Regions from separate parts of the Mus musculus genome. Here region 1 is linked to region 2. A link is a loop called in an ENCODE intact Hi-C map of the cell type or tissue named here. Cell type or tissue: heart. All regions are shown on one strand. Links, peaks and the distances in the headings refer to the core of each region. The heading gives the core; the rest is flanking DNA. Region 1 overlaps Gm30992 (a long non-coding RNA gene). Region 2 overlaps Manba (mannosidase, beta A, lysosomal).

Region 1 (15,527 bases), core at 3,003-11,002, 49 kb before region 2:
TGAATAAATGATGCGAGTTGTCAATGGATGAGTGATCAACTAATAGCTCTCCTAGTAATTGATTTATTTTTCTTCAATAAAGTTGCATAAACCAATGAGTTAGCTGCCTGGATTAATCAGTATGGGAAACAATCCTTTGTAAATGCAAAGCTGTTTTTGTATATACTGTTGGGATTTGCTTCATTGTTTGACATCAAATGATGATGTAAAGTTCAAAAGAGTGAATATATTGCCATGTTCAGTTAAAATGCACAGTCTGTTACAGGTTGACACATTGCTTGACCTGATTTATGCAGAATTAATAAGCTATTCAAATAGTGTAGCTTTAATACGCTGCACATGATTCTGGCAGCCCTAGAGTTCATAAATGGACTTGGGACTCAGCAGTTTTGAAACGTGTATATGGAGTTTAAGAAATTTATTTTCCAGGTGCATCCCCTTCTAACTAAAATTTTCTTCATCTTGTACACTTAACAGCTGAAAAAGATATATATATATATAAAACTTGGGAGTAATAATGGGTCAAAATTTACAAAATAAAGTACTGTTTTGGTGTGGGAGTTGTCATGAGGCTGTGTTGAAGTGACTTAACTGTGGGATATTGACTATCCATTGAGATGGATTTGTTCAGCCATTTACATTAATGAGCATTTAAATGCAACAGATCATTTCGGGTGACTTAACATGAATGAATAAAAAAGTCAATGCTATTGGATTGTTTGACAAGTGCTATCTGTGCCACTAAATCTTATGTAGTAATAAGGGCATTACCATTTTTCACCCAAGTTCTGAACCTGTAGTTTGACACCTTTTTCTAGCTTTGATTTCTCCATTGCTTTCTTAGTCTTGTATTTGATTTCTAGCACATGTGATGTTCACTTCCATATTTTGCACTGCTTATATTTACGTGCAATCTTATTCCTTGTCCGCACACAGATGTGGAAAGCTAGAAATAAATGTAAAAGCTTAATTTTTTATAAACATTTAAATATGTAATTTGGACATGATTTGTTACTTAAGGTTCTTTAAACTGGAAGTGAAGTGCATGCCTTCTGAAGATGTTCTGGCTTTATTCTGTAATAAGTATTTACATTGGAAAATACCAATTTCGCTATACAGTTTTTTTTCCACACACCCATTTTACCTTTTGCTTAAATTGTGGGTTCTTCAGGGTTAATGTCACGCTAATTAATAAAACTTTTGGGTTCAAATCAAGTGTTCCCACAAGGGTAAGAACAGTATTCTTTGACTCTTAAAAAGTCCTTTCTGAGACCTGTACTCAAAACAGCTTTATTAGGCCTGTGTCGTGAAAGCCAGATATGACAAACATTTTTACAAAGCAGTGGATCTCTAGTTGGCTTTCAAATTCCTCCCATCTACCACCTTTGGTATTTACAGAGATGACGTCCTTAAACCATTGTCAGAATTAATGGGTATGTCCAGTTCTCTTTATCTTTGACTTGATGCTTTATACAACATTTCATATGTCGCTTCTAAGGGAATAAGCCATAGAGGCTTCTCCAGGTTTAAGAGAACAGAGTACCTGGAAAACCAACATTCTGAATGTATAGACACTGGACTGGACTTGAGGTCACCTATGATGAGGTTTTTAAAAGAATCTAAGAATTTGCTCTCTACCCTTCCCAGTAGTGTGTGGCATCACTAGTGCTGGGTATAGGACTAAAGTGAGTATTAGGTTGAATATTGTTGTAGAGTATTTGTGTGTCCTATACCTCTTAATGCATAAATTCCTAAATTTAAACATGTCTTTAGAGTCCAGTTGGCCTGTCAATGGTGAATTTCCTTTTGATTTTTTCTTGGGCAGGTTTGCAATGTGATAATCAGATTTTTTTTTAACTGATTATAGATTGTTTCCTTGTGTGGGTGTACTCACATTTAAAAGTATGAACCACGGTTAACTAGTGGTCTCAGGGGTAGTGAAACACTCACTTTTTATTTACTGGGTTAGTTGAAGTATTCTTAAGACACTGATCATGCTGTGTTCGTGATTTGGGGGGTGGGTAATACTAAAATTAGTCATGTTTTGTGTTCACATAACAAAACTGTTCAATGACTGTTGGTTACACTTTTAAGTGAATTTGTCTCCTATTTTATGAGGAACCCAATGCAAGTCACTAAATGTCTTAATAGTGACATCTGCATAAGACTTGTAATAGCTAAAGTTAATTGAGCTTAAAGGAATTGTTACCATTAAAGTCTGTGTTTAAACACACTTTGGTCTTACTCAGTAATTCCAGCTACCATGAAGTCTGCACTTGAATTTAATACCGTATGTGAATATAGCATTGAAGCAGGTGTCATAAACTGGTGTAAGGAGAATTAAGTATGGTGGTTTTCAAAGTTACTCAGAGCCATGGTCATTTTTGATCATTTAGAACACAAGCCAGTGGGTCCTGCTCCAACTGTCTGATTGAAAAACTGAAATGTGGAGCCTAGTAGCTTGTAAAGACCAACAAATGATTGAAAAGTTTGTGACTGGCTATATATACTTGGAACTGTAGAGGTTCTCACAGTATAAGTTGAGGTTTGAAGAATGCTAGTGTTCTGAGTTAATTGTAAAGCACATAGTAAAATAGTTTGCCCAGTATAGTGAGAAAAATCAGTGGTAAAATTTGGAAATGGCTTTTGGCAGCAGCAAATGTTCTAAAGTGCAGTGTTTCTTAGACAAGGAAAATGGGAGTCTGGCCACCATATGTCCTGTTTCTTGCTACTTGGACTTTAGCTTTGTTTTTAAGGGCATTCTTTGATTCTCAGACACCGTTTCTGCCAGTTTTTTATTCAATTTTTTTGTTCTAATTTATAATTTACCACAATCAGATTGGACTGTGTCACATAAAAACAAGTACATTCTATGCCCTTGCTGCTTTGGCTGTTCACTTGGGTTCCTGTTGTCATATACCTGGCTGTCTAAATTCTCTGGAGTCAAAACTGCCTCTTAGGCCTCAAATGTAAGTACTCGTTGCACTGATCCAAAAACAGCCATCTTGACTTCCTTTCTAATCAATTATTATTCTAAGTTCTGCCATAAACCATTCTAACAATGTGATATAAAGTGCTATTTCAAAATTTTGAATTGTAGTCTCACATGCATAGTTTTGACTAATGGTGTGCCATGCCATGGTTTTTGTTGATTTGAGACAGCCTGGAGTTCACTTAATGTAGACCAGGCTGACCTCAAACTCTGTGACATACCTGCCCCTTCCTATGCTTAAAGGTATACACCACCATGCTCATTCTAGTCGTGGTTCTTCAGTAGCATCTGTAGTATCACATAAATTTTAACGTGTATCTCTCTGTCCCACCTCCATCACTATTCTGGTTGAGTTCACCTTGGTCCTGCAGACACATAGTTGGCTTCCTCTATGTGTAGACAGATGGTAGTTTTACACCACATGCTATGTGGCTTTTTTCCCTTATGGTATATCTCTAATGTCAGAGTGGCATTTCTTGAGCATTTTATCAACTACGGAATGCATTGGGGTTACTGCCCTGTGTGTAATGCATACTTAATGTTGGTTAGGGTCCATTCTGGAATGGACCCTAACCAACATTCTGGAGGGCAGGTTTTGTCTACCTTTGTATTGAGTGCTTTGGATATTTTTAGGTAGTTTTATACACAGATGACAGTTTATGGTTACAATCTTTTAATTTCTACAATAGGGCTTATTCTCATCCCCCGTTTTTTATTCTGAGTATGTATGTGTACAAAGCAAACATAACTTCATTTTAACTGTTCTTTTGCATGAGTCTTGCTTGGGTATTGTTACAAGATGTAAAGCATCTTCGGTGTTTTCTTAGCGTTAAGGTTTTTAATTTCAGGTCATTGGCAGTGAGATGATATCCATAAATACAAGATAAACAATAGCATAAGTCTATTTAGGTTCATTTCACAACTTTTGGGAAAGTTTGCCCTAATCTCAAGCCGAATTTCCTCAGCAGTTTTTAAAGCAGTTGGCAAGTGAAGCCAATTTTTAAGAGAAACAGCACAGGCTGAATTGATGATTACCTGCTGAGTCGTGGTAGGAAAGTTCCCGCCCGGGTTCCTGTGGTGCTGTCTGAGAAAGAAGTGGTCTAGAGTAACCTGTAAGAGTAGAAAACTGAACAGTAGACCAAAGTTTATAAAGCAACTACTTGCTGGTTGTGTGGACTGCTGTATGCAGTGCATGTTGCACAGAACCAGTGTGAGGTACAAAGTGACTCACTCAGGAGGGCACTCTGCCAAAAACACCCAGGTTTCTTGCAGGCTTGGCTCTGGACTGCTTGCTTTTGGTTGCTGTGTTTTTGTAAAAGTTTACGATTGATCTTGTTTGTAGCCCCCATACTTACTTGGGGGATTCTGACTCAGTTTGAGTCTCAGCTCTAGAGTACTGTAAATGAAATCACAGCATAGACTACTTTTTATTAGTAGTACAAATAATTACAAACTTGACAATTTTGTAAAACATTTTGAGACTGTCATCTGAAAGAAATGACTCCGTTGTGCACACTTGTAAATCTTAGCAGTTGGGAGGCAGAGGTGGGACCGTCACAAATTTGAAGCCAGCTTTGTTTACATAGCAAGATCCCTCGGGGCTCTAGGAGCATTCTGGAGCCCACACAAAATTTAAAACAAAGATCAAGCAACCATGATGATCGCTCTCAAGCACCAACTTTGAGGACTTCTGGCTTCAGTGACTACTTGTCCAAGTACGGCATTTACACATCCACATAAGAAATTCTAATTTGAAATGGGAAGATGTTAAACTTTCTAACTGACATGAGAACTTTGAAGAGAATTCACATACCACCTAGTTAATGTTATAGGATACAAAAAGTGTAACAAGTGAAACGTTAGGAATTACAATGACTTCAAAAAATATTTGAGAATAAGTTATCAAAGGTGTGCAAAAGTTGCACACTGAAAATGAAAATTTATGCTTTAAAGGTGGAACTCTTGTGTTTGTGTATTAAATTTATAGTGTTGAGGTAATATGCTTAAAGCAATTTAGACTCAGTATTATTTCTGTCAAAGGCAGAAGATTCAAACTTGAGTTTTCACGACTCAGCAGAAGCTACTACACTAACCAAAATGGTTTATTGGAGGGAAAAAGCATAGGTCTTGAAATAGAAATGAGGAACCATGCATTTCTGGTCAATCCACATTATATAGCAAAACTGTGCACATTTGGATCTAAGATCCAAAAACATAAAGGATTTGTAAAAAAAAGAAAAGAAAAGAAAAGTACAGATAGCCAGCAGTCATGAAAAGACTGAACATTATCAGTGAAGTGGCAATAAAATCACAATGAGGTATTACTTTGTACTGATTAGGGTAGTTGTGGGGTTGGAAAGCCTCACCAGTTAAGAACTCTTGACTGCTCTTGGAGGGGAAGCAGGTTTGATTCCCTGCACCACACAACAGGCTATATAACTAGTCCCAAGAGATCTCATGCCTTCTGGAATCAAACCCTAATTCTATGTGGCACACAAACAGGCAGGAAAACATTCACACACAATTTTTTGTTTTTCAAGACAAGGTATCTCTCTGTAGTAGACCTGGCTGTCCTGGAACTCACTCTGTAGACCAGGCTGGACTTGAACTCAGAAATCTGCTTGCCTCTGCCTCCCAAGTGCTGGGATTAAGGCATGCACCACCACTGCCCAACAACATTTATTTATTTATTTATTTATTTATTTATTTATTTATTTATTTATTTATTTATTTTTAAGTAGAGAATAGTGCTGCAGATTTGGAGACCAAAAACTTGGGCTTTTCTCATAGGAACTTAACAGGTTCGATGCCTGTGAAAGGGGTTTGGTGATTTCTCAATAACAGGCCCAGGATACAGCTTAAGTTGCACAGCTCTTGCCTCATATTAGGAATCTCTAGATACGTATACAAGGGTAATGAAACAAGCATTTAAGTCCATAGGAATTAATGTTCATATGTGCATTTGTCATAACTTGAAAGACAGAAACATGAACAAATTTGAGTTTTATATTTTTAATAATTTCTTAGTTATACATACTAGAATGTGTGTAAAATTTAAAATCATTAAGAAAACTAAACATAAAGACACCATATTATATGAACAATCAGAATAGTTAAATCTACAAAAATTGCATGCTGATGTGTGCTCAGCACCAAGAAAGAGCGGGAAGTGATTGCCTACTGAGAACAGGAGTCTCCTTTGTGCATAATGAAAATGTCCTAAGTAATGGCTATGGAACATTTTGAATACACTAAAATATAACCTGTATAATCTTAAGTGGTTACGTGTATATCAATCTCACTTTTAAAATGTATCAGCGCAAAGGATAGATAAACAATATTATTTTAGTTTCCAGGTTCTGTTATGAATTCTTTACATATGACATCTGAAAACTTCATTTTAAAAATATTTTAATTTTTGTGTATGAATATTTGCATATCAGGTATATGTTCCACACATGTGCCTGATGTCAGAAAAGAGCATCAGCTCTCCCTTGGAACTGGAAATAGGATGACTGTGAGCCCACCACATGGGTGCTTAGAGCTGAGCCCAGGTCTTCTGTGAGAGCAACAAATGCTCTTAACCACTGAGCCATCTCTCCAGCCCTGTAAGTCAACTTAAAATCTAGTCACTTGTCCGATGATTATGATATGATTGTATCACTGACCCTATATTTTGAAAGTAAACGCTTGAGAAAAAAGAGGCTAATACTCATTGAATGGCAGAAATTAAGATATAAACAGAGATATTCATCTTCTATAATCTTACCACCTAACCATTATGATATGTATGAAGAACTTAAACTATAACCAGAGGGCTAGGGAGATCAGTCAAGTGTTTGCCATCTGAGTTCAATTCCCAGCACACATGTAAGGGGCTGGAACACGCTTGTAATCTCAGTGCTAGGGAACTGGAGACTGTTGAGTGGGTCCCTGGAACTTGCTAACCATAAGTCAGCAAGTCCCAAGGTCCCTTTCTTAATAAAGAAGTGGCTCCTGAGAGTGAACACCACCTAAGGCTGTCTTTTGGCCTGCTGACACGCATGCATGTGTGCATTTGCATACACGTGCCTCTACACACATGCACAGTCATCGACATTCTCAAGACAAATATAGAAATAATGAGCAAAATGCAAGTATAATGCTAATAAAAACTACAAACTAAAAACTACAGGTTAAAACTAACTACCGGTTAAAAAATTGAATAATTAGTCTTAGAAAATAAGTTTAATGGCCTGTTAAGCATAGTTCACTAAGGCATGAGAATGTCAATATATAAAGAAGGAATTCTGACTATAGTACAAGAAATGAAGAAAAGCGTTAAGGAACGTGAAGATATAAATAATGGTTCTTCCACCTTTTTATTTTGAGACAGGATCTCTCTATGTGGCCTTGGCTATCCTGAAACTCACTATGTAGATCAGGCTAGCCCTTGAACTCAGAGAGTGCTGGCTTGAGTTCAGTTTCCTGCCTGCAGCCAACAATATCTTCCAAGATATTTTATTTACATAGTCCAATATAATTAGGAGTACCAAATTCCTTTAAGAGCTTGTTTGTTAAAGTTGGTGTGTAAGGTTAGACTTCCTCAAAGAATATAGGAGGGCTGGAGAGATGGCTCAGCGTTTAAGAGCACAGACTGCTCTTCCAGATGTCCTGAGTTCAATTCCCAGCAACCACATAGTGACTCACAACCATCTGTAATGGGATCTGACGCCCTCTTTGGGTGAGTCTGAAAAGAGCTACAGTGTGTTCACATACATAAATATATATATTGGAAAAAGACTGCAGGAACAGGATTCTCTAGAAATTTCTGGTGTGGGGCTGAGAGTTGGCTGGGGGAAGTCTGAAGCCAGCAAAAGTCTATGTAGGAACCCTTGTAGCCCTGGCTGTAGATACCCTTTCTGTACCGCTTTGACAAGTTTTTGCATGGCCTACACAGAGCTGCTTGTTGCCTGGGCACCCAAAGTTCTAAAGCTATCTGTGAGCATCAATGTAATACATGCATACTGACTGTGCCCAAAGGATCTACAGGCTCTGCTCCCTCTGCAAGCTTCTGTGCAGGCTTAATGAGCCCCTTGGACTCCTGCAGCAGGCCTACATTGCCAGTTGTGATCAACTGCTCCCCTGCTTCTAATCTACCAGGGGCTCTGTCCCTGGTATAGGAACTCCAGACTTGTCCCGAGACCTACCTGGCTAAATGCATAGTTTTGTTTTTGTTTGTTTTGTTTTGTTTGCTACCTAACAGACTAGACTCAGCACCACTGAAGGAATCTGAGTCTCCATTTTCAAGTTTGCACACTTAGATACTTGGATACTCTTCTGCAGCCTGAGGACACATGCAATTTCCTTTTATTACCACATATTAGTTAATTTTTACATTATACTCCAAATGTAACCCACTGTGTGATTCTTTACTGATTGGACTTAGACTCTTAAAAAATGTGGGAATGAAGCAAAAAGACTTTTGAAATTTTAGAGAAAAGGGCACATTTTTTATTTTTTAAATAGAATTTACATAAAATACAGATTAAGTAAATCCACCTGAAGCTCAAAGAGAAAGGGGAAATTTTCAACACCTTGAGACATTGTGATGAATAGCAGAGAAAAAATGTAAAGCAAGTAGACAAAAACTAGTAAATTATCTAGAAAAAAAGACAGGGACATTCATTTGTGGGGCACGTGGAGTGTGCCACAAGAGGAATTGTCATGGAAATAGTGAAATGGGGCATGTTCAAACCCCAGAAATCTCAAAACTTAAGAATGGCAGGAGAGAACCAGCTCCCTCGCTGTTTCTGCACCTGCCTTTGGGTGAGCACATACCCCAGAGAACCCCAACCAGGTGGTCACAAGCAGTCATGCAGCACAGCACCTGGAATTCTTCCCTTTGCAAATGAGACATCTCAGGAGCCTTAGCCTTCAGCCCGTGACCTTTTCCTTCCCCGAACTATGTCCATGCTCTTCCCCAAAACTATAGAACTCTTGGTGCACCCTGAAAAACAGTGTATGTGTTCAAACCCACCCCCAATAAAAAATAAAAACAAGCTAAGATTGTCTCAGAGAGCTGCTTCATTAAGGATGGTCAGAGCAGACCTTCGACTAAAAGGACTTTAACACTAAGATCCTTGGAGAAGCACCCCACCCCACCCCCCGCCCCCAACACACACAGGCATACTTGCTCCCAACTGGACCTGGATCCTGCTTGTCCCGGACTCTGCTTCACTCTCACTGGCCTGGTGTACAGCGGCATCACACTCCCCAGAGGGAAGAGGTGGACTGTGGACCCCACCCATTCAGGACTTCAACCTGTCCTCTTGGAGCGAACGAATTGGCCTCTGGACATCCTGAGAAGAGAGGCGTTCCCTGGAACCATGTTCACTTAAGAGCAAAAGCAACAGATTTGGGGAAATAACTTAGTGAAGTAAAGGCACTACAAGTACGCAAATCCTAAATGAAGTAGAACTTTGTGTAATCAAAGTGAATTGAGGGCTGGAGAGACGGGTCAGCAGTTAAAACTCGGCTCTTCCAGAGGACACAGGTTCCGTCCCCAGCACCCACAAGCCAGCTAACAACCCTCTGTAACTTCAGTTTCAGGGTATTCTGGCTTCTGAACTCAGAGGATAATCCATGCATGTGGACGTACAGATGTGGGCAAAATACTCGTGTGTGTGTGTGTGTGTGTGTGTGTGTGTGTGTGTGTGTGTGTGTGCGTGTGTGTGTGTGTGTGTGTGTGTGTGTGTGTGTGTGTGTGTGTGTAACACTAGAAAAAGAACACAAATGGCTGAGGCTGATGTGCCACTGTGCCTCTGCCCCTCACCAATAATAAAGCTAGAAATATGAAATACTGTAAAGAATAGAAAGTGAGAAATTCAACACTAACTATGAAGCAATATTTTCTGGGATTAAATAAATTAAAAAAAAACCTTATCATGCAGCTCCATGCCTTTCATTTTTAAAAATGCTAGGACTGAACAAAAAGGTATGAACTGAGGAGAGGCATAAGATAGCAATTAGAGAGTTTTAAGACCATTTGGGAGTGGGCAAAAGTGATAATTTCTACAATCCAGTAAGGTAGGTAGGCATGTTCCAATGCACCATTGTGGAAACAACCAGATTTGCATTAGGCTGTGTGTTAGATCCCTAGCAATGGAGGGGAGAAAATATTAAGTAGTCCAGGGACAGATTCCACCTTCTTTGGGAATTTCAGGGAGTGAGTTTATGAAGGATGAACAACAGGGCAGATTCATCTCTAAAATAAAACCCTGGTTGCAGGAAAAGCCCGCAAATGGCAGCTAAGTGCATGGGTGAATGTCTACAAGGAACAGGATATTGACACAGGCTCAAACTATCACTCCATCCCCATTATGTGTTACTTACAAAGCAGGAGACTGCAGTTTCTCCTGGCAGGACCTACCTGAAACACATAGGCGAGGCTACACTGAGTGACACACATCTTCACAGCGTTCTGTAGTGAAGGGCAACTCATTTGTCCTTTCCACTCACACAGACACACACATTCAATCTACTTACGTAAACCGTAGAGAAGCCCAGCTGGAAGGACATTCTGCAAAAGAACTCCCGGCACTCCTCAAAAAATGTTGAGTTATAAACAGAAATCTCACAGATGGGAAGGAGATAGGAGCATGAGAACTAGAAGGGATACAAATTCTGGATTGACTATCCCCCCCCAACAATGTTGATGGAAAAATGAAAATCGAAGTGTAAAAGATTTGATTTATATCAGTATTAGCCTTTAGTTTTGATTATTCTTCTTGGGTTATATAATATGTAATAAACAAATCTGGCTGAATGACACAGAGGGATTTATTTGGTACCAGTTTTATGATGCTTCTATAAGTCCAAACACATCTGACAATAAAAAGCGTTCTCATAAAGAGGGAGGAAAGGAGGGTTGGAGGGGGGGGGGTGTTTGTGAGTCCAAGCACACCTCTATTTTCATGTGTATGCAGAGGACAGGGGACAACCTTTAGGAACTGAGTCTCCCTTTCCACTGACACATGACTTTCTTTACCCACTGAGTCATCTCCAGGCCTCCAAAAAACTTTTTTAACCTGAATGGAGAAAAAAAAATCAAAAAAAAAAAATACAAGCTGCATAATACCCAGATTCTCAGAAAAGAGAAATAGACAGGGGAGCGGAGAGAATCTCGATAAAATCAGGAAGTCTGTCTCTCTGGGTTTGGAGGGATGGTTTTGCAAGGCACAGAACTGCCTTGTATGTTCCCTGTTCACCACTTTAGACATTTCACTCCACACCCCTTTGCCTGACCCTCCAAGAAGCTGGCTATGAGCTGAAGATGGCTCTTCTGTAGCTCTAGCAAGCTCTTTCCTCCTGTTGCTCTATTGTTGCCTTCCTGTGATGGTTTGTCTATGCTTGGTCCTGGGAGTGGCACTGTTGGGAGGTGTGGCCTTGTGGGTATTGGCTTTGAGACCCTTTTCCTAGTTGCCTGGGAACAGGCATCCACTAGGAGCCTTGAGATGAAACTGTAGAACTCAAAGCTCCTCCTGCACCATACCTGCTTAAGATGTTGCCATGTTCCCACCTTGGTGATAATGGACTGAACCTCTGTTTTTGTTGGTGGTGTTTTTTGTTTATTTATTTTTGTTTATTTGTTTGTTTGGTTGGTTTTTTGTTTTTTTTTTTTTTGTTTTGGATTTTGGTTTTTCGAGACAGGGTTTCTCTGTATAGCCCTGGCTGTCCTGGAACTCACTTTGTAGACCAGGCTGTACTCAAACTCAAAAATCTACCTGCCTCTGCCTCCCGAGTGCTGGATTTAAAGGCATGTGCCACCACTGCCCAGCTCATGGTGTCTGTTAACAGCACTAAAACCCTAAGACAGACTCTTATACAACCATGTGCTTATTTTGCCAGCAAGAAGCCAGGGAACTAAGACCGTAAGTAACATCCCTCCATGGTCTCTGCATCAGCTCCTGCTTCCTGACCTGCTTGAGTTCCAGTCCTGACTTTCTTTGGTGATGAACAGCAATGTGGAAGTGTAAGCTGAATAAACCCTTTCCTCCCCACTTGCTTCTTGGTCATGATGTTTGTGCAGGAATAGAAACCCTGACCAATGGCGAGAGAGATGGCTCAGTGGGTAAGAGCAATAACCGATCTTCCAAAGGTCCTGAGTTCAAATCCCAGCAACCACACGGTGGCTCACAACCACCTGTAATGAGATCTGACACCGTCTTCTGGTGCGTCTGAAGACAGCTACAGTGTACTTACGTATCATAAATAAATAAATCTTTAAAAAGAAACCTGACTAAGCTTCTTCATATACTTTTTGATTGAGTACAATTCAACTAAGGTGTCCTGATAGATTTGCTTCTTCGTCATCATTTATTTTGCTCAGTGTCCTCTTAGCTTCATCTGTGATGGGATGCCTGACCTTGATTTAGGTGACATCCTCAGTCATTACGGCCTCAACATGTCGTGTGCTCCTGTCTGTCTTTTTCCCAAAGCATCACTACTTCCTGTCTCTTAGCACTTCCATAGCTGCCTCGCATCACTACTTCCTGTCTCTTAGCACTTCCATAGCTGCCTCTGCACTCTTGAATAGTCGGTCCGCTTCTTCTCAGTCTATTTGTCTTACTTTAATGTTTACTTTGGAAATTTTCTGTTGACATTTTCAAGCTCAGAAGTTTTTCCTCTTGGCCCATATTATACCTACTGAGTTAATTGTACTCAAAGGTAGCTTCTGTAGGTGGTGTGTGTGTGTGTGTGTGTGTGTGTGTGTGTGTGTGTGTGTGTGCATGTGTGTATCACCGTGCACATATGAAGGTTAGAGGAAAACCTTTGAGAATTGATTCTCACTGTCTATCCTATGGATCAGGGAATTAAATTCAGGTTGTCAGGCTTGGTGGCAAGCCCTCTTACCTACTGGCCCTTGACTTAAATCCAGTCACCTAGGAGACACAACCCTGCACAGTCTGAGAGGGTAGTTCCCAAGAAGTTTGAGGAGAAGATCACTCCAAATGCTAGTCCTGCCATCACAAGGGCCTGAAGTGCTTCACTGAATGGTGATGTTGGTGATGATGGTGGTGGTGGTGGTGATGGTGATGATGATAAAGGCAGACACCATGGAGCGCCAACACTGCTTGCTCCCTGCTTTAGAATTCTTTTTGTTTTGTTTAATTTTAAGTGTATGGGTGTTCCCCCCCACCCCCCCGCAGGTCTGTCTGTCTGTACTGTGTGTATGATTGGTGCCTGAAGAGAGAACTGATTGGATTGCCTGGAACAGAGCATTCTCGGGCAGTTTTGAGCCACTATATGCATGTTAGGAATTCAACCCATGCGTGTCCTCTGGAAGAAAAGTCCAGGCCCTTAACTGCTGAGTCATCTCTCTGATTTTTTTTTTTTTTTTTTTTGGTTTTTCAAGACAGGGTTTCTCTGTGTAGCCCTGGCTGTCCTGGAACTCACTTTGTAGACCAGGCTGGCCTCGAACTCAGAAGTCCACCTGCCTCTGCCTCCCGAGTGCTGGGATTAACTCTCACTGCTTTTTGATGTAAGGAGTCCCTGGCTCCAGCTCCTGCTGCTGTGGACCGTGCTGTCCCTTTTCCACAGTCAGCTGTACCCTCTTAAACTTGGGAGCTTCAAGTTGTTCCTTGTCAGATGTCTGGCCAAGACACCAAGAAAAGTCAGCACACCCACTCCTGACACTCCAGATCAGAAACCGGAATGATTTCTTTTCTTTAAATAAAAAAAAATTAATTTATTTTAAAAATTATTAAAATGTAAATTGTAATTATTCTTTAATACAACCTATTTATTTTTATTTCATGTGTATGGGTATTTTACCTGCATGTATTTGTGTACTGCATGTGTGTCTTGTGTGTGCAGGCTAGAAGAAGATGTGAGATCCCTGGAACTAGAGCTACAGATTGTTATGAGACACAAACAAAGTGGGTGCTGGGACTCTAACCTAACCCGGATCATCTGAAAGAGCAGGCAGTGCTCTTAGCCGCTGACCAATCTCTCCAGTCCTGTTTCTTTAGCGCATAGGTTTTGTAGATTCGGGTTTACTGTTGCTTGCTTGCTTCAGTGACATTGTGATAGAAGCCCAGGGCTTCCCAAGAGCTAGATGAGTGAGTATGCTAACAACAAGCCACATCCCTAGCACTCACTTCTCTCTTTATTTTGAGACAGGATCTTACTAAGTTGCCCAGGCTAGCTTTGAACTCACTCTACCACCAAAGTAGACCTTGTATTATGATCCTCCTCTCTTGCCCTCCTCCTCCCCTGTAGCTGAGATTACAGGTCCGCACCAATCAAAAGGGTATTTTTGTTTGTTTGCTTGTTCATTTCATTTTAAGGTAGCATCTCCAGATTTAGCTCAAGCTGTCCTGGAACTCATTATGTAGATCAGGTTGGCCTCGAACTCACAGAGATCCACTTGGTTCTGCCTCTGCCTCTGGAGTGCTGAGAATAAAGGCGTGTGGCTGCCTGGCTTGCTTGGGTCTTTTTATTACTGCTGTTGAGTTTTATTGTGCTATGTTCTGAGAATGCTGTTTTGCCATGCACTGTTGAGATGATGAACCTGATGAGATATAGAATTAAGGAAGAGAGAATCCACTGGGTATGTCTGAGAGGGAGGCTCTAGATTGGGTTAATTGAGATAGGAAGACCCACCAGAAGGGTGGGTCTCACCACTCCGTGGATGGGCTCCTGGAGGGCATGACGGGAGAAAGCCACCCGAGCAGGAACATATGTTTCTCTTTGCTTCCTGACTGTGAATGCGAGACCAGGAGCCTCCTGGTTCCTGTTACCACACCCTCCCGAGCTCTTTGAGCTGTACCCTCAAACTGTGAGCCCAAAGAAACCCTTACCATCACATCACAGCAAGGAGGAAAGTGACTAATGTTCCCTTTCGGAATCTGTTGGTATTTTCTTTGTAGCTTGACACAGTGTCATTTTTTTCCCCAGTGTTGCACGTGAATTAAAAGGTGGTCAGGCACATCGAAGTCTTTCTATTAGCTTAAGGACACTTTAATCGCATTGCTCACACCTCAAGCTCTATGACCCACTTCCTGGTCACTGTTCTTCACCTTCAACCCCAGCTAATTCAAGAACACCGATAGTAATTGTATTAAAATTACAAAGTATCTTTTTTCAACTGGGTCCCTTAGAGATAAGCTTCCTTGATGTAACCTGCTTGCTAGGTTGGTTACGGTGTAGCAAATAGGTCCAGTAAGAGAGTTAAAGTTAGGAAGCCTGAAGAATAGCCTATGATTTTGTAACCAGGTCATTGAAATTAAGTTTCTTGCCTGCTGCCTTCAGTTACACACATCTGTTGATATTAGGTGGTGTTCTCTGCCCCCTCTCCTTCCTTCCTCCCTCCCTCCCTCCCTCCCTCCCTTCCTTTCTTCCTTCCTTTCTTTTTGGCTTTTTAAGACAAGGTTTCTCTGTAGTCCTGGATGTCCTGGACTCGCTCTATAGATCAGCTTGGCCTTAAACTCACAGAGATCCACCTGCCTCTGCCTCCCGAGTGCTGGGATTCAAGAACTGAGCCATCACACCT
Region 2 (15,527 bases), core at 2,932-10,931:
AGTCCCAGCAGACTTGCAGATCTTCCGGCTCTTTCAAATTGGCCACCACCTCTTCCTTAATATCTCCTGGGCCCGGGTGCAGGAGCCGTGCTGTGGCTGTCCTCATTGTGCCTGGGAATTCTGGTGATCTCTGTATTTTGACTAGTTGTAGTTTTCTGAGGTGGTCTCTGTCTGCTGCAAAAGACAAGTTTCCTTGGTGAGGGGTGAGAGGCACACTTTCATTTTTCTCTGTAGTAGAAACGTACTTATCTTCTTCTGACATAAATACAAAGTGAAGGAAGCCATTCTTGGGTGAGAGCAGTGCGGCTGGATCCCCAGTACACACACCCACATCCCCTGTACACACACCCACATCCCCTGTACACACACCCACATTGCCGCCCCCCTCCCCCTACACACACTGGCATCCCCTCGCTCAGAGGGCGTCTTTTCCAACTCAACTTTTCAAAGCTGAACTCACAGTGTCATAGATTTTTAATCTTGAAAAATTTTTTATTCTTAAGAAGTAAAGAAAATTTTCTGTTTGATGGGACTTTAAAAAAATTCTGGGTTTTTTTTGTTTGTTTGTTTGTTTTAAGTTAAACTTTCAGATTAGCACACAAAGGTTTCATTTTGGCAGTGTGTACACCAGTGGCTTTCTGGTTTGCACTCCGTGTTCCCTTCCCCACGGGTCTCACTGGATCCCCAGCCTGGCCCTGGCTGGTCCCCTCCCCAACTAGCTGGTCCCCTCCCTTTCTTTTTCTATCACTTGGATTCCATTACTCTTTCTTTTCCTCCCGTTTCCTTGAGAAGTTGATTGTCAGAGAATCATTTCTTGGTAGTTGAATCTGAACCTTTGTAACTTCATAATTGGATTTTTTTTTTTTTTTTTAGTGTCCTGGTTCTCAGACAGGTAGTTGGCAGACAAGATCATGTCTCTCAGATAGCTACTCCAGTCAGAGTCTGAAGTCTGAAGTGATTGTTTGTGGGTTTATGTGTATCTCTCTCTCTCTCTGTCTCTCTCTCTGCGTCTTTCTCTCTGTCTCTGTCTCTCTCTGTGCACCTGGTACTCTTTTTTTTTTTTCCTTTCAGTATAACCTTGGCTATCTTGGAACTCATTATGTGCCCCAGACTGGCCTAGAACTTGCAGACCTTCATTTCTGCCTCTTGAGTGCTAGGATTAAAGGCAAATGCCACCATCGGTTTGTATTTGGTACTCCTAAACGAGGACTTTTGAGTTCATACTTAATGAGGTAGGGAATAAGGCTAGTTTTTTTTTTTTTACATGTTAATAATATCTTTATCTTTCAATGAGCCTACTCATTCATCGAGTTGTCATGTTTAATACAGGAGTGGTTAGGCATCGCAGTGTTTTGGAGAACTTCAGAGAGAGAGAGAGAGAGAGAGAGAGAGAGAGAGAGTAAACATTTGCAGGGTGTGGTGGCCACTGCTTGTAGTCCTGAAAGCCCAGGACTAGGGGTAGCCTTGGTTTCATAGTGACAATTGAAAAGCAAAACACAAAACAAACAAGCAAACAATAAATAGCAGTGCTCTGACATAGTAGGTTTTTGAAGAATGAATGTGAAACAAGGCATAACTAGATTTTCTGTTCTTCTTGATAAATTTAACCATGGCACTAAAGTGGGCATTTTTGGTTATAATAATCATAATAGCCATCACCATCTGTATAGCAAATGACAGTAATAATAATGTACAGCAAACTAAGTCTGCATTTCTCAGCCTACGTACAGTTTGGTTGGGCACCTGTCGCTCGGGGCGTTTTAATCAAGCCATCACCTCAGCCTGACTGGGGCTGACAAGAGCTCTGAGCTCACCATGGCTGTTGAGAAATTTTAGATCTATTGTCCAAGTCTCTCACTCAGGCCTCCCACAGCGCTGCTCCAGGACACAGCAGCTGGCTCCTCTCTTGGCCAAGAGAGAGCACGGGACAGGGCCCCAAGCAGAAGGGGCCCTTCTTCTATAATCTAATTTTGGAAATGACATCACCTCTGCCATATTCTATTCATAGGAAGTGGCTCTCTTTATCTAGCACATGCGCAAGGTTGGTGAGCACAAGAGAGCACGGACGCCAGAAGGGAGACTCTGAGCTCATGCACACACACACACACACACACACACACACACACACACACATGCTTGACACCCAAACACAATTAGTTAGGGGCTGAACTGTGTTCCCCAAACTTACACGTTGAAGTTGCAACACTCCCTCTACTCAAGTGTTTTAGAATGTAACTGTGACTGGATTTGGAGTCCTGATCAAGGTGACTAAGTTAAGCAAGGTGTTTAGAGTAAAGAAATGTGGACAGCAGTGGAAGGGATGAGGAGGCATTGGCTCCCATTGGCTGGTGCACGAGGAAAGACAAAGGGAGCCATCTATCTGCAAACACATTTCAGTGGGTGAAGCCCCACCCCCTCCAGTCTAGCGTTTTGCTATGGCATCATTAGTAAACTGCTGTACGCGTGTATATATAATATTTTAAAGATAGAATCTTGCCTTTTTTACTAACTTTTCTTTTTTTTTTATTTAAAAGGTTTATTTATTATTATTATATATAAGTACATTGTAGGTGTCTTCAGACACACCAGAAGAGGGTGTCAGATCTCAATACAGATGGTTGTGAGCCACCATGTGGTTGCTGGGATTTGAACTCAGGACCTTCGGAAGAACAGTCAGTGCTCTTACCCGCTGAGCTATCTCTCCTGCCCCCTTTTACTAACTTTTCATTTAGCATGTATCATAGTGTCTTCGTACACACATATCTTATCCTTTGCCTACTTCTCCTTTTCTCCCCTGAAATTCCAGGCACAGTGTTCCTTCAGCTGGGACTGGGGCCCTTCCTTCCCCTCTCAGGGAATCTGGAAAGATGTTAGAATCGAAGCCTATAACATTGCTCATCTGGATTACCTCACGTTTTTGCCAGTATATGGTAAGTCAAGATTTGCGATTTCTTGAAAAAAAATTTTTGAGTCTTCTTTTTATTACAAAAAGTCTGTTTATAATTTGAAATATAAGTATATTCTTCAGGATCTTCTTAAAATAATGCAGAATAGCCAATTTATAAAAGTCTGAAATACATGCAAATGGTTTGTCATGAAAACTTACAGCATAAACCAGGCCTGTAGATAGATACCTGCTAAAGTATTTATTTTGGGGGGAGGGAGGGAACCCAACAGGAAAGGAAGGAAAGAAGGGGCGTCAGGCAGGAATGGTGCATGCCTTTAATCCCAGCACTTGGGAGGCAGAGGCAAGCGGATTTCTGAGTTCGAGCCCAGCCTGGTTTACCGAGTGAGTTCCAGGACAGCCAGGGCTATACAGAGAAACCCTGTCTCGAAAAACCAAAAAGAAAGAAAGGAAGAAAGAAAGAGAGAGGGAAAGAAAGAAAGAAAGAAAGAAAGAAAGAAAGAAAGAAAGAAAGGAAGGAAGGAAGGAAGGAAGGAAGGAAGAAAGAAAGAAAGGTTGATTTCCTTTCACTCATGCTCCCTCCCCCCGCCCCCCACCTCACACCTGAGACAGCCTCCCACCCCAGCTACCCTACCCCAGCTCCCTCCTCACCCCATGCCGGGTAGCACCACTCTCTGTCAGAGCAGTTTCCACTGTCAGTTTCCTTTCACACTGATTTTTTTTCTTAATGTCTTATTGATAATGTATATTTATTTGTTTCTAAATGTATTTTATGTGAGTATGTATACGGTGTATGAATGAATATCTGTGCAGAGGCCAGAGAGGACCTCTGAGTCTCCTGGTTTACCATTCTCTACCCTATTTCCTTGAGATGGTGTCTCTCAGTGAAACTGGAGCTATGCAGGGAGCCAGCAAGCTCCAGCCACCCTCCTGTCTCCACCCTGCCCCCCAGCACTGGGGTTACTCACAGCCAGCTTTTGACATAGGTGCTAGGGCCTGAGCTCAGGTCCTCCTGGTTTTGCTCGCCCAGCGAGCCATCTCTCCAGCCTGCCTTTGGACTCACTGAGCTGAGCAGGGCTGTTGGTCTCTGTTTAGTGTTTAAGCCATGTCCACCAACTAAGAGGCTCTCTCCACTCTTGCCCTGTCCACACACAGATGCTTGCCTCAGCCCCGGGCTCCTCCTTCGTTCTAGATGACCTGCCTAGGAGTGGAGAAATAGGCTGTCCTCTCAGCCTGACTGTGGCCTGCCCAGCGTACAGCTGCCCTTTACTAACAGCTTCACTTGGGAAATGTAAAAACAGACAGGAGCCGGGCGTGGTGGCGCATGCCTTTAATCCCAGCACTCAGGAGGCAGAGACAGGTGGATTTCTGAGTTCGAGGCCAGCCTGGTCTACAGAGTGAGTTCCAGGACAGCCAGGGCTACACAGAGAAACCCTGTCTTGAAAAAACAAAAAACAAAAAAAACCCCAAAAAACAAAAAGAACAAAAAACCAGACAAGAATTTGTCGGTCCTGCTGAGTGTCTTATTGGCAGTTGTTGATGTTATCTGTCTATTCCCTTAGTTTCTATTTTTTGTTCACTTTTGAATTATTTTTCCCTTAAAATGCCAGTGTCCTCCCTTGTCCTTATTTTGAGTGGATTCTGCCCCGAGGTGTTTTGCTTTCAGTACAATTTTGAGGATTTCCTCTAAATTGGCAAGGAGTTCTGGTTGTTGAGTCAGGTCACAGGGCTGTGTTAGTCAGCCGCGAGCCTGCCTGCCTGGCCAGTTTAGCTGGCAGCTTCCTGAAAATCAGCTGCTTGCATCTGTCCTGTAATTCTGATGGGAGTCTGGGAAAATGCAGGGTGTTGGAGTTGACACATTCCGTGATTCAGAGGTCACAGAGACCTGTCCTCCACCTTCTTTAAATGCACAGGACCACAGTTCCCTCTGGCCTCTCGGTTTCTAGTAATGATTCAGGAGGTCAGAGCTCGGGAGGCTGCCCGTGAGGGGGCCATCGGGAGAAAGTCACTCCAGGCAGCTAGCTGCCTTTGAACAGCCTTCTCTGCCCATGAGATGAACCACCCTCCTCTTACACAAGCAATGGTCACGGATTGCAGACCATCCCATGCCTACCTGACCGTTCCCAGCTCCTTGTTGTTTCTTAAACCCTCTCTCACTGGGGCACAGACGTGGAGGCCAGAAGACAGCCCCGGGTGTCTGTCCTGGTTTTCCGTTCTGTTAGTCTCCATTTTGTTGGGTTGTACGTCAGGATATCGAGCCTTGAGCTGCTGAGGAGTTTCCCGCCTCCATCTTCAGTCTCACTGAAAGGTGAGGTTACAGACTTGTTCTACAGCACCCAGCTTCACAGAACTCCGGGAAAATTCCAACTCGGGTCCTCACACTTGGGTGGCAAGTATGTTGCCCATTATCACATCAGCCCCATCTGATGCTCATGTACAGGCCAAGTATACCAGGTTGCCATTGAACTCACAGAGACCTGCCTGCCTCTGCCTCGTGAGTGCTGGGATTAAAGGTCCATATCATCAAGCTTCTGTTTCTCTCTTTAAGATTTTTAAAAATGCATATATATGTGTGTCTGCATAAGTCTGTGTACATCATGCGTGTACTGGCTGGTTTTGTGTGTCAACTTGACACGAGCTGGAGTTATCACAGAGAAAGGAGCCTCCCTTGAGGAAACGCCTCCATGAGATCCAGGGGGAGGAGGGCCCAGCTCCTTGTGGCTGGTGCCATCCCTGGGCTGGTGGTCCTGGTTACTGTAAGAAAGCAGACTGTGCAAGCCAAGGGAAGCAAGCCAGTAAGCAGCACTTGCCTCCATGGCCTCTGCATCAGCTCCTGCCCCCCAAGTTCCTGCCCTGTGTGAATTCCTGTCCTGATTTCCTTTGATGGTGAGCATCGGTGTAGAAGTGTAAGCTGAATAAACCCTTTCCTCTCCAGCTTGCTTCTGGGTCATGATATTTTGTCCAGCAATAGAAACCCTGACTAAGACAACACATGTGCAAGTGGGTATCATGAAAGCCAGCCTCCTAGAACTGGAATTATAGAAATCTTGAGCCACTTGATGTGAGTGCTAGGACCCACACCAGGTCCTCTAGAATAGTAGTCAGTACTCTTAACAACACAGCCATCTCTCCAGCCCTTATGACAGCTTCTTTTCTTTCACAGTCAGATGAATAAAGCTCTTTCTCTCTCTAAAAAATACATTTTATTCATTCATTTGATGGATGTGTGTGCGCACATGTGTGCACACGTGTGTGCACGCAGGCATTTGTGGGTCAGGGGAATCAGCTGTGAGAATTGATTCCCTCCTATCATGTGGGGTCTGAGGATAGACCCCAGGTCAGCAGGTTATGTGGCAGTTCTTCTACCTGCTGAGCTAACTCTTTTTTCTTTCCTGTCAGGCCACATCCTGATAGAGACATGGACTCTATTACAATATAAAAGCTGGGAATCTTTGGAGAATTTCTGCCCTCCCCCCCCACCCCCCTGCTTTTGCTTTTTTTTTTTTTTTTTTTTTGAGGCAGGGTTTCTTCTTGTAGCCCTGGCTGTCCTGGAACTCCTTTCTCTCTGTAGACCAGGCTGGCCTTCAACTCACAGAGATCTGAGTGCCTCTGCCTCCTGAGTGCTGGGATCACTATGTACAGCTAGACCCCTGTACATGGATGGAGAAGTTCTTGAACCTCCATGCTGGAGAAACCCAGGGCTTCACACACACACACACACACACACACACACACACACACACACACACACACACACACAAACACGCACAGGGCAAGCACTCTTCCGCTTAGCTACAGTCTCCACTTTTCCTTAGAGAATTTTTTTCAGTCAAATGTGTGGCCCACATACTAGGGACTCTTCGACCCTTTGGATAGGTATGTCTGCTTAGTGTTACTATGCCTTTCCATCCAAGCCAGATGCAAGAGTTCTCCTCTCCGCTCCGCTCTCCTCCCCTTTCTTCCCCTCCCCTCCCTTCTATTTCCTTCCCCTTCCTTCCTTCTCTTTCCTCCCTTCTCTTTCCTTCCCTCCTTCCTTTCAAGAACCTGCATGAGAGTGCACGAGCCAGCCTTGGGAAAACCCTAGCATGAGTCATTGTTTGGAACCACAGTCTGCCTTCCTCTGGATCACCTTCCTGGTTGAGGTCATAAGACTAAAATAAGCTGCAGCCCCTCCTTCACGGGCACAGGACACCAGTGAGGAAGGCGGCTTCAGGCCAAGGTTGACCTCACAGAGAGGGAAGGCCAGCCTTGCCTGTCCACCTACCTGTTCCTTCAAGTGTCCAAAGTTTCTTATCTGGGCCTAGGGTGTAAGAATGAGGGAGGGCACCAGGCTTAGTCAGGTTGGGAGGGGCAGGAGCCGTACAGGATTCTGGGATGCTTGCTTCCCTTCTGTTCTCGCCTCCCAGAACTACTTTCAAAATTATCTTGCATGCGAGAGAGAGAGAGAGAGAGAGAGAGAGAGAGAGAGAGAGAGAGAGATGAAGATTGTGGGGTTATGAAGGGGCTGGTGACTTGTAGATTCCCGAAGAGATCCACTGGGAAGCTGTGCTCTAGACACAGCTCCCAGCGGTACACAAGAGAGAGGACAGCAGACAGCTTTAAACACTATTCTGGTGATAACATAAAAAGTCACTGGCTACTTAAGGTTTTGCAAACTCCCGAGTTGCTTAATTTTCCATGTGCTACTACAAATCTGTATACAATGCACAATTCTGGTTGTTTCGAACGAGGATCGTTTCCTCCGGATGTGTCATCCCCATGCAGTCTCCATTTCCCACCTCCCCATCCCTCCCCTGCTCCCTGCTGTGGGGCGCCCTCACTGCTTAGCCCCTCCCCCCAGCCCCTGCTGTGGGGCGCCCTCACTGCTTAGCCCCTCCCCCCAGCCCCTGCTGTGGTGCTCACTGCTTAGCCACTGCTCAGTTCTCATTTTGCACGACTTCTGAGGTGTGCATGAATGATGCGCCTGTTGTTTTCTTCCTCTGTGCTGTAGATAACGCTTCTCAGGCCTGGAATATTGAAATAGAGGCTTCTTTTGATGTCGCCAGCTCGAAGTCCGTTAGTGGTCAGGTGACAGTAGCCATCCCTCAACTGAAAACACAGCAGACAAACGACATTGAACTTCAACAAGAGCAAAGGATTGTTAAACTACTGGTCAAAATTAGGAAGGTGAGTGACCTCACTTCCTGGGAGGTGCTAGATGCATGCATTTGCTGTTCAAGGGAAGAAATGGCGGAGTGGGAGTGCCTAGCAACTTTCTCCCTGTATTTTCCAAAAGTCGTTTTCTCACTATTTTTTATTTTTAAGAGTTTCATTTAGATTATTTTTTAAAGACAAGATTGCACACTGTAACACAAAATTAAGCTCACAATGCAGCCCAGGGTGGCTTCTTTTTGTTTGTTTGTTTGTTTGTTTGATATAGGGTCTTACATTGTAGCCCAGGCTGGCCAAGAGCTGCCTGTCGCTCAGGCTGCTCTTCATCTTGCCTGTGGCTCTCTTGAGCGATGAAATTTCATATTTACAGGTGTGTACCACCACACACGGCATTTTTGCCTTTATTTTTAACTTTTCATATATTCTGTGTATTAACCAATGGTTGTTTTTTTCACATGTGAGATTAATATAATGGAAAATATGTGGTTAATTTGCCAGTTTGTCTTCTAAGGAGTCAGGTACGTCTTTGGTTTTTTTCCCTGTTACTCACAGTGCCCTAGCCTCTAACTGGTTCTACGTTTCAGGGTTCAGCGTGGATCCCTTCCGTTCTTTTCGCTTGCTCTGAGTATTGGCATTTATTCCTTCTGTAAAGCTCTAAACCTGGACTGAACCTGGACTGAGGTTCCCTCATGGTTAGGTGGGTGGGGCAGGTTTTAGCTTTCGTTGTTTTATGAACCTGGTTAGTGATGATGAACTGGAGACTGACAGCAACTTAGAAGGAAGCAAGACTCCTCCATAAGAGCTCTGTCTTGGGCTTAGAGCAACAGTCAACGTCCAAGTCCAACTGTAGAGACTAGAGACTAGACACTCCTGGAGAGGTAGAGCAGGCAACAGCTGGGTTTCCACAGCGTGGTGTTCTGCTGTGGAAATCTGCTATGCTCCCAGCATCTTGCTTTAAATATATCAGTGGAGGGGCTGGGAAGAGAGCGCAGTCAGTAGAGTCCTTCCCTAGTATGCATGAGGTCCTGAGTTTGATGCCCGGCACCACATAACTGTAGCCCTAGGATTCTGGAGGTGGAGGCAGGAGGACCAGAAGTTTATGGTTGTCCTCTGCCACACAAAGAGTTTGAAGTCAACCTGGGCTACAGGAGACCCTGACTTAAAATAAGCAAACAAATGAATATATACATTTTTAAAGCAGCGATTCTGTGGCTAAGCTTTGGCATAGTGTGGGTGCGAGACTCGTACGGCTTTCAGGACACAGTTTGTGCTTCAGCGTTGAGAATTTCATATAAAGCTCCAGGTCGCACTGTTTTTCTTAACATGTGTCTGAACATTACTTAGAATGACTTATTTCTTAAAAGGACGTTGCTGTGGAGACCTGGTGGCCTCGTGGACATGGGAACCAGACTGGGTACAACATGACAATTCTCTTTGCTCTGGATGGAGGCTTAAAAATTGAGAAAGCAGCCAAGGTGAGTGAATAAACTATTTTGTGAAAAAGGAGATTATTCCTTGATAACATAGCTACATTGACATTTGAAAGAGAAGTAGTAATTAAGAACATTTACGATTCTACCACCTACAGTAATGAATAGCGGTCAAAGTTTCCGGGTGTGTCATTGTGGGTTCCTAAATGCATCAGGCTTCTATTTTGGCCATAGCTTCTTGTGCTTCACACCCTCTCTGTGTTTTCCTTCTTTCTTTCTTTTCTTTTCTTTTTTTTTTTTTTACAACTTTAAATCAGTTTATTGACACAGTAACACAACACACACTTGCCTCCCTGACACCCCCACACCCAGTGTAGATCTCTCTCCCTTTTCTCTTTAGAACAAGCTGTTTGGTGAAAGCAGTAAAAGGCAGGCCATTTCTGCAGTCCAGCCCTACCTCTCAGCTCTGCAGCGCAGGCACTGTTCTGAATCTGTTAAGGAGGCAGGCAGTACTGTGCTTGGCCAGCCAGAGGCATCCAGGCGCTAAGAACAGGCTCCCCCACAAACCCCAGGCCCTGAGTTTGGTATTCTTCCTCTCTGCTCTTGCAAGGAAAGAGATCCTGGGGCCTAGGCCACAGAGGCAAGAGCTCTGGTGGTAACTTGAGATGTAGTTTGGCTAGTTTCTTAAGGCCCAGGCACCCCCCAAAAAGCCCTGGTGTGGGGGAGTGAGTTTCAATGTCCCTATTTAAAATGCACTGGTAACATTAAACAGATTAAGCCAGCTTAACCAAATGCCAGAATAACACTAAACTGTAAAGAAAGCAAGGTCAGACCTGCTTACACCAGGCCAGACACAAAATGCCAGAAGCTCAAGGTGGAGTGTTGAAGACAACCCAAGGACACTGCCCAGGAGCTAAAGCCTATACTCAGGAGCCCCTGGATGACAAGAAGCAAAGAAAGAAAATACCTAAGTCTTCAAAACCAAAAGAAGAAAGCCCAACTCCAAGGAGACCTGAGCCTGACAGTCCTGCCCACCAGCCCTCCAGGCCTGTCCTGGGCCCGGCAGTCCCGCCCCTGCAGGCAATGTCCTCCCCTAGGGTAGATGGAGCACATCACAGCGCAGTTTAAAAAGCTTCTAATGCCAGTTCATAAACATCTTCATTTACTATTGGTGATTACATGTGAATAATATGCTTATACTGTTCTTTATGGAAAACAATTTCAACGAGTCAACTCCGAGAACACAATGGGCAACCCTCAACCTGAGCCCCTCAATGTCCTTCCCTAGACAGCCAGAGACCCTCTCCTCTGTCCCAAGGCTGCCTAACATCCCCTCTTCTCCCACTGTGGCTCTTAGGCAAAGCATCCTCTGTGACCATTAGTCCTCATCAGACAAGTTCTGGTCCAGGGGGTAAACCATAAACATCACATCTGGCCGAGAGGGGACACAGGGATGACCTGGACGCACAATCTCAAAGCCCAAGAAGCTGAACGTCTTCAGGAGTGGAGCTCTGTCTTCCCGGCTCTTCCTGAAGCAGATGAAGACGTAGTTCACTTTCATCTTCTCCTCAGCAAACTCTAGCAGTGTTAATAATCCTTCTTTGCTCCCATCAGCTAATAATCCATCTGGGATTTCTACAAACAGGCTCTCGCTGGACAGGACTGCATCCCAGGAAGAGACCTTCACCTGGGTGACCTCATACTGGAAGTGGACGATGTGAGGTTTCCCATCGTTCACGGGGAGGTCCTGGGTTACAGTGAGCTTCTCGTCCTTATATATTAGAGCTGAGAGAGAAGGATCCCTGCCGCCCCCTCGCCCACCGGGGATCTTCGACAGTGGGTGAGGGGCATCAGGAGCACCACAGAGGCCCTGGAACCATGTGCCTTGCAGCACTGGAGCTGGGTACAGTTACTCAACGGCAAAATACTACTGTCCTGGGTGTTTATCATCCTCGGTGGCTCTTCTCAGGGTGGGAGGAGGCGGCGCGGGGAGTGGGTAGGTGGACGAGTGGGTGGGTGTGGGGTCGCGCGCGCGGGCCGGTCTCTGTGGGCTAAGGGCCGAGTGCCCTCCTCTTGCCTCAGCGAGCGCCTGCCTCCAACTCGTTTTCCTTCTTTCTTAGTGCTAGGGTTTGAGCCAGGGCCTCAGACCACGTCTCGCCCTGAACGCCAAAGCCTTGGCCTTCTTCCATGTGCTCTTACATCATAGCTATGTAATTGTAAAGTGTACATACTGCTGGAAGGTCCTATGATCAGAAGGAACCCTGCCCTGCCCTTTCTCATTTTACTTATCAGGGCAGCAACAACAAAAATATCTTCTTTATTTTTTTATTTTTTAAAAAAGACTTATTAATTATTTATTATATGTAAGTACACTGTAGCTGTCTTCAGACACACCAGAAGAGGGTGTCACATCTCATTACAGATGGTTGTGAGCCACCATGTGGTTGCTGGGATTTGAACTCAGGACCTCTGGAAGAGCAGACAGTTCTCTTAACCTCTGAGCCATCTTTCTAGTCCCCCAAAATAACTTCTGCTTACTTCTTCAGCCATTTGTCTCCACTTTCCAAATTGACACACTTCTCCTGATTGCGTTATAATTCTTCGCTCCTGCCCACTTTGGGATTGAGCACTTAGAAGTGCAAAGAGCTAGCCAGGCGGTGGTGGCACATGGTGGTGGCGGTGCACGCCTTTAATCCCAGCACTTGGGAGGCAGAGGCAGGCGGATTTCTGAGTTCAAGGCCAGCCTGGTCTACAAAGTGAGTTCCATGACAGCTAGGGCTACACAGAGAAACCCTGTCTCAAAAAAAAAAAAAAAAAAAAAAAAAACAAAACCAAAAAAAAAAAAAAAAAATAGAAGTGCAAAGAGCTGCCCTTTCTTACTTCTTAGCTCTATGGGTTAAGTCACCCCTTCCAGTGCCATTTCTTTATGTTAAGAAGGGGCCATTGGAATGGCATAACTCGATTCTAGCCTATCACAGCCACAGTGTATATGTCACAGTGATACCAATCCTTTCCTACAGTTTTCCTTCCCCTGACCTGGACCTTCGGTGTCTGTGGTTGATAGAGGGCGCCCTGTGGTGTCACCTCTCACAACAGGTCTCACCTCTCCTCTTGCCCAGGTGGCATCCTGAGTGTGGGACACACCCTTTGCTCCTTTTGTTTAACTGTGCTACCCATTTCTACAAGAGGAAGCATGTTTGTGTGTGTGCACACATACACAGCATGTTTGAGGACGACTCTTGGACTTTTTTTCCCCTCACCCTCTTGGCAGTGGGGATGCGTTCTCCCACATGCTGGCTTATTGAGTGTGGTCTTCATAAAAATGTGAGAAGTCATGAGTCACCCAAGCTCACTGCAGAGCAAAAGAGCTTCTGTTTGTGGTACACCGTTTCTTTTCACTTAGACTCACTGTGGCTGTACTGTTGTTTACTCTGCATGAAGAGGCCAGCCTTTGAGGAGAGCGATGACATGTCGCTCCCTCATGTGTAGACGTGGCGTGTACCCTCTCTCGGTGGCTTCTGTGGAGCACGTGATTGTGGGTGCTTATTCATTCAGTTGCCTCTTGGGGTGCTATTGTGTTTTGGCTGCTATGTTCATGATTATACGCTATGCTCATTTCTTTCTGAGGCCTTGGTAATGCTAATAATTTGGTTGGGAGGTGACTTCATGAAGCAAGCAAGCACTTATAATAATGGTTGATGAGCATGCTAGAGAAATAGAGAACTTTGGAAGCAAGCCAGGCATGGTGGCAGATGTCTGTCATCTCAGCCCTTGAGAGGCTGAGGCAAAGGGGTCAGAGTTTGAGGCCAGCCTGGGCTATCTAGTATGACCTCTCCCCCAATCTGTAAAGGAAACACAGAAACAGAACTACATAAGCATTTGAACTGGATTAGGAACATGGAAATCAGCAAAATATTGATAATTGTAGGTGTGCTAGGGGAAGACACAAAGAGGACAGAACCCTGAGGAATTATAATAAATAAGGATGTGGAAGAGAAAAGTCTGTAGATAAATCTACACAAGGAATGGCCAGAAGTAGAGTCACTTGGTAGAGGTGTGCGGAGCCCGAGGAAGGGTACTCTAGGAGCAGACAGTGCTCACAAGCATCAGCCATTGCAGAGGTGCTCCTGATGGAGAGACACTGAGAAGGGTCCTGAGGGTTGGCCGTGAGGAGGTCACTGGCTGCTTGGACCAGAATGGAAACCAAACTGCCAGAGTTCTTCTAGCCGTGACTGCAGTTAAGATGATGGCTATGGCAACTACTACCACTGCCGGGTCCGACTTTACCACAGTGTAATAGTGACCACCTGTGGATCAGGAGATTGTCCACATATTGGCATCTGAGCAAATACCTGGATGTATTGATGAACTGGGAACCAGAGTTTGCATAATGGTTGGTGGGGGAGGGGGCGCTACTTCTACATTTCTGTGACTAAAGGACCTGCGAGAAAGAGTAAGAGACAGAAAGGTTTACTTTAGCTCATGTGTGGTGCTCACAGGCCAGTGCGGTGGAGTTGGTTCTCTTCTCCCAACACTGGGGTCCTGGGGAGCCAGACTTGGCCATCAGCTGTGTGTAGTAGGCACCTTGATCTGCTAAGCTGGCTCACTGACCCACTGACTGTTTTTGTTGTTGTTTGGTTGGTTTTGTTGTTGTTTCTTTGTTGTTGTTTCTGTTTTTGTTTTTGTTTTTCAAGACAGGGTTTCTCTGTATAGCTCTGGCTGTCCTGGAACTCACTTTGTAGACCAGGCTGGCCTCGAACTCAGAAATCCGCCTGCCTCTGCCTCCCGAGTGCTGGGATTAAAGGCGTGCGCCACCACTGCCTGGCTCACCGACTATTTCTGAATGATGATCATAGCTTGCTTTTTTGGGATAGAAAGTCACTTCATTGCCATTTCTCTTTAACGCATCTCTTCATGCAGAATAACTAATCTTGCTGAAGGCTCTCTGTATTGTCTCTGGTGTCAAGATTGTTCAGCTAAAATAAATTATTTTCGAAAGGCGGTAAGACAATGTAAGCAGCCAACTAGAACTTGTGTCTCCTATTCCCAAGCCAGAGGCAGAAGATTGCCAATAGCTGTTCTAATTAGAAAAGCGATTGGGACTTCTTCAGTTTTATGTAAAATACACTCCAGTCCTTTCTTTGAGTTTTAAATCCCCATTTTCATCTTTGCAGTTTCCTAGGGCAGAAAGGGAATGTGACACCCATGGAATTCTCGCTCTTTCTTTCTGAGGGCTGCTCACAATTCCCTGAAGACCCCACCAGCTCCCAGGCAGACAGTGTGGAATTCAGAATAATGAAGGTGTATTTTCACACACAGTCCCCGAGGCTATGCTGTGTTTTCCAGTGTATTAATTTCCCCAGTGTTGTCAGAGCAAATTCTGATAAACTGGGTTGCTCGAAACAGTGAGAGCGTCTTCTCTCACAGCGGCGGATGCTGCAAATCCCAGCCAAGGTGCATCTGGAGCTAGGCTTCCCTACAGACTTGTCGAAGGCCCTTCCTTGCCTCTTCCCCCTCACTGCCTGAAACCCTCCTTTGCTTTACTCTGTAGGTGCCTGACTCCAGTTTCTGTCCCCTTCACCGTATAGCTCTTTCCCCTCCCAACCCTACCCACCACATTTCTCTTTCTTCTGAAGTTTGTGTGTTTTTGAGACAAGGTCTCACTATGTGGCCCAGGCTGGTCTGAAACTTACATCATTTCTGAGTGCTGCTCAGATCTCTCTGAAGACCTCACTAGCACCCAGGCAGACAGCGTGGAATTCAGAAGAATGAAGGCTATGCAGTGTTGTCTGGGGTATTAATTTTCTGCCTCCCAAATGCTGGAATCACAGCACAAGTCACCTTTCTTTCTTTCTTTCTTTCTTTCTTTCTTTCTTTCTTTCTTTCTTTCTTTCTTTCTTTCTTTCTTTCTTTCTTTCTTTCTTTGATTATACTGTTGCTGTCTTCAGACACCCCAGAAGAGGGCATGAGATCCCATTACAGATGGTTGTGAGCCACCATGTGGTTGCTGGGAATTGAACTCAGGACCTCTGGAAGAGCAG

What was found. A loop is a pair of places that touch in the nucleus more often than their neighbours do. Peaks named below come from ENCODE experiments on the same cell type or tissue, not always from the same donor. Only the 100,000 strongest peaks of a DNase experiment are listed, where the experiment ranks them.
Region 1: a loop joins it to region 2, with 2.0 times the contacts of the local background. A loop is called at or near these places in 3 of 42 quality-filtered maps.

Annotation. Positions count from the first base shown.
Region 1 is chr3:135,465,966-135,481,492 of GRCm38, forward strand. It overlaps Gm30992 (a long non-coding RNA gene), which reads right to left. Exons shown (of 3, transcript XR_376111.4): 3 at 5,770-10,403. Ube2d3 (ubiquitin-conjugating enzyme E2D 3) reads left to right here. Exons shown (of 7, transcript NM_001356597.1): 7 at 1-2,249. Among named protein-coding and RNA genes, the nearest start is that of Gm30992, 12 kb to the right of the region's middle. In heart, for the core only: no CTCF peak of the experiment used is centred there; no DNase peak of the experiment used is centred there.
Region 2 is chr3:135,515,097-135,530,623 of GRCm38, forward strand. Manba (mannosidase, beta A, lysosomal) reads left to right here. Exons shown (of 17, transcript NM_027288.3): 5 at 2,807-2,930; 6 at 7,896-8,071; 7 at 9,421-9,531. It also overlaps the pseudogene Oaz2-ps. Among named protein-coding and RNA genes, the nearest start is that of Manba, 37 kb to the left of the region's middle. In heart, for the core only: no CTCF peak of the experiment used is centred there; DNase peaks (open chromatin) are centred at 3,995, 4,885 and 7,095; H3K4me3 peaks cover 824 bases; H3K27ac peaks cover 4,361 bases.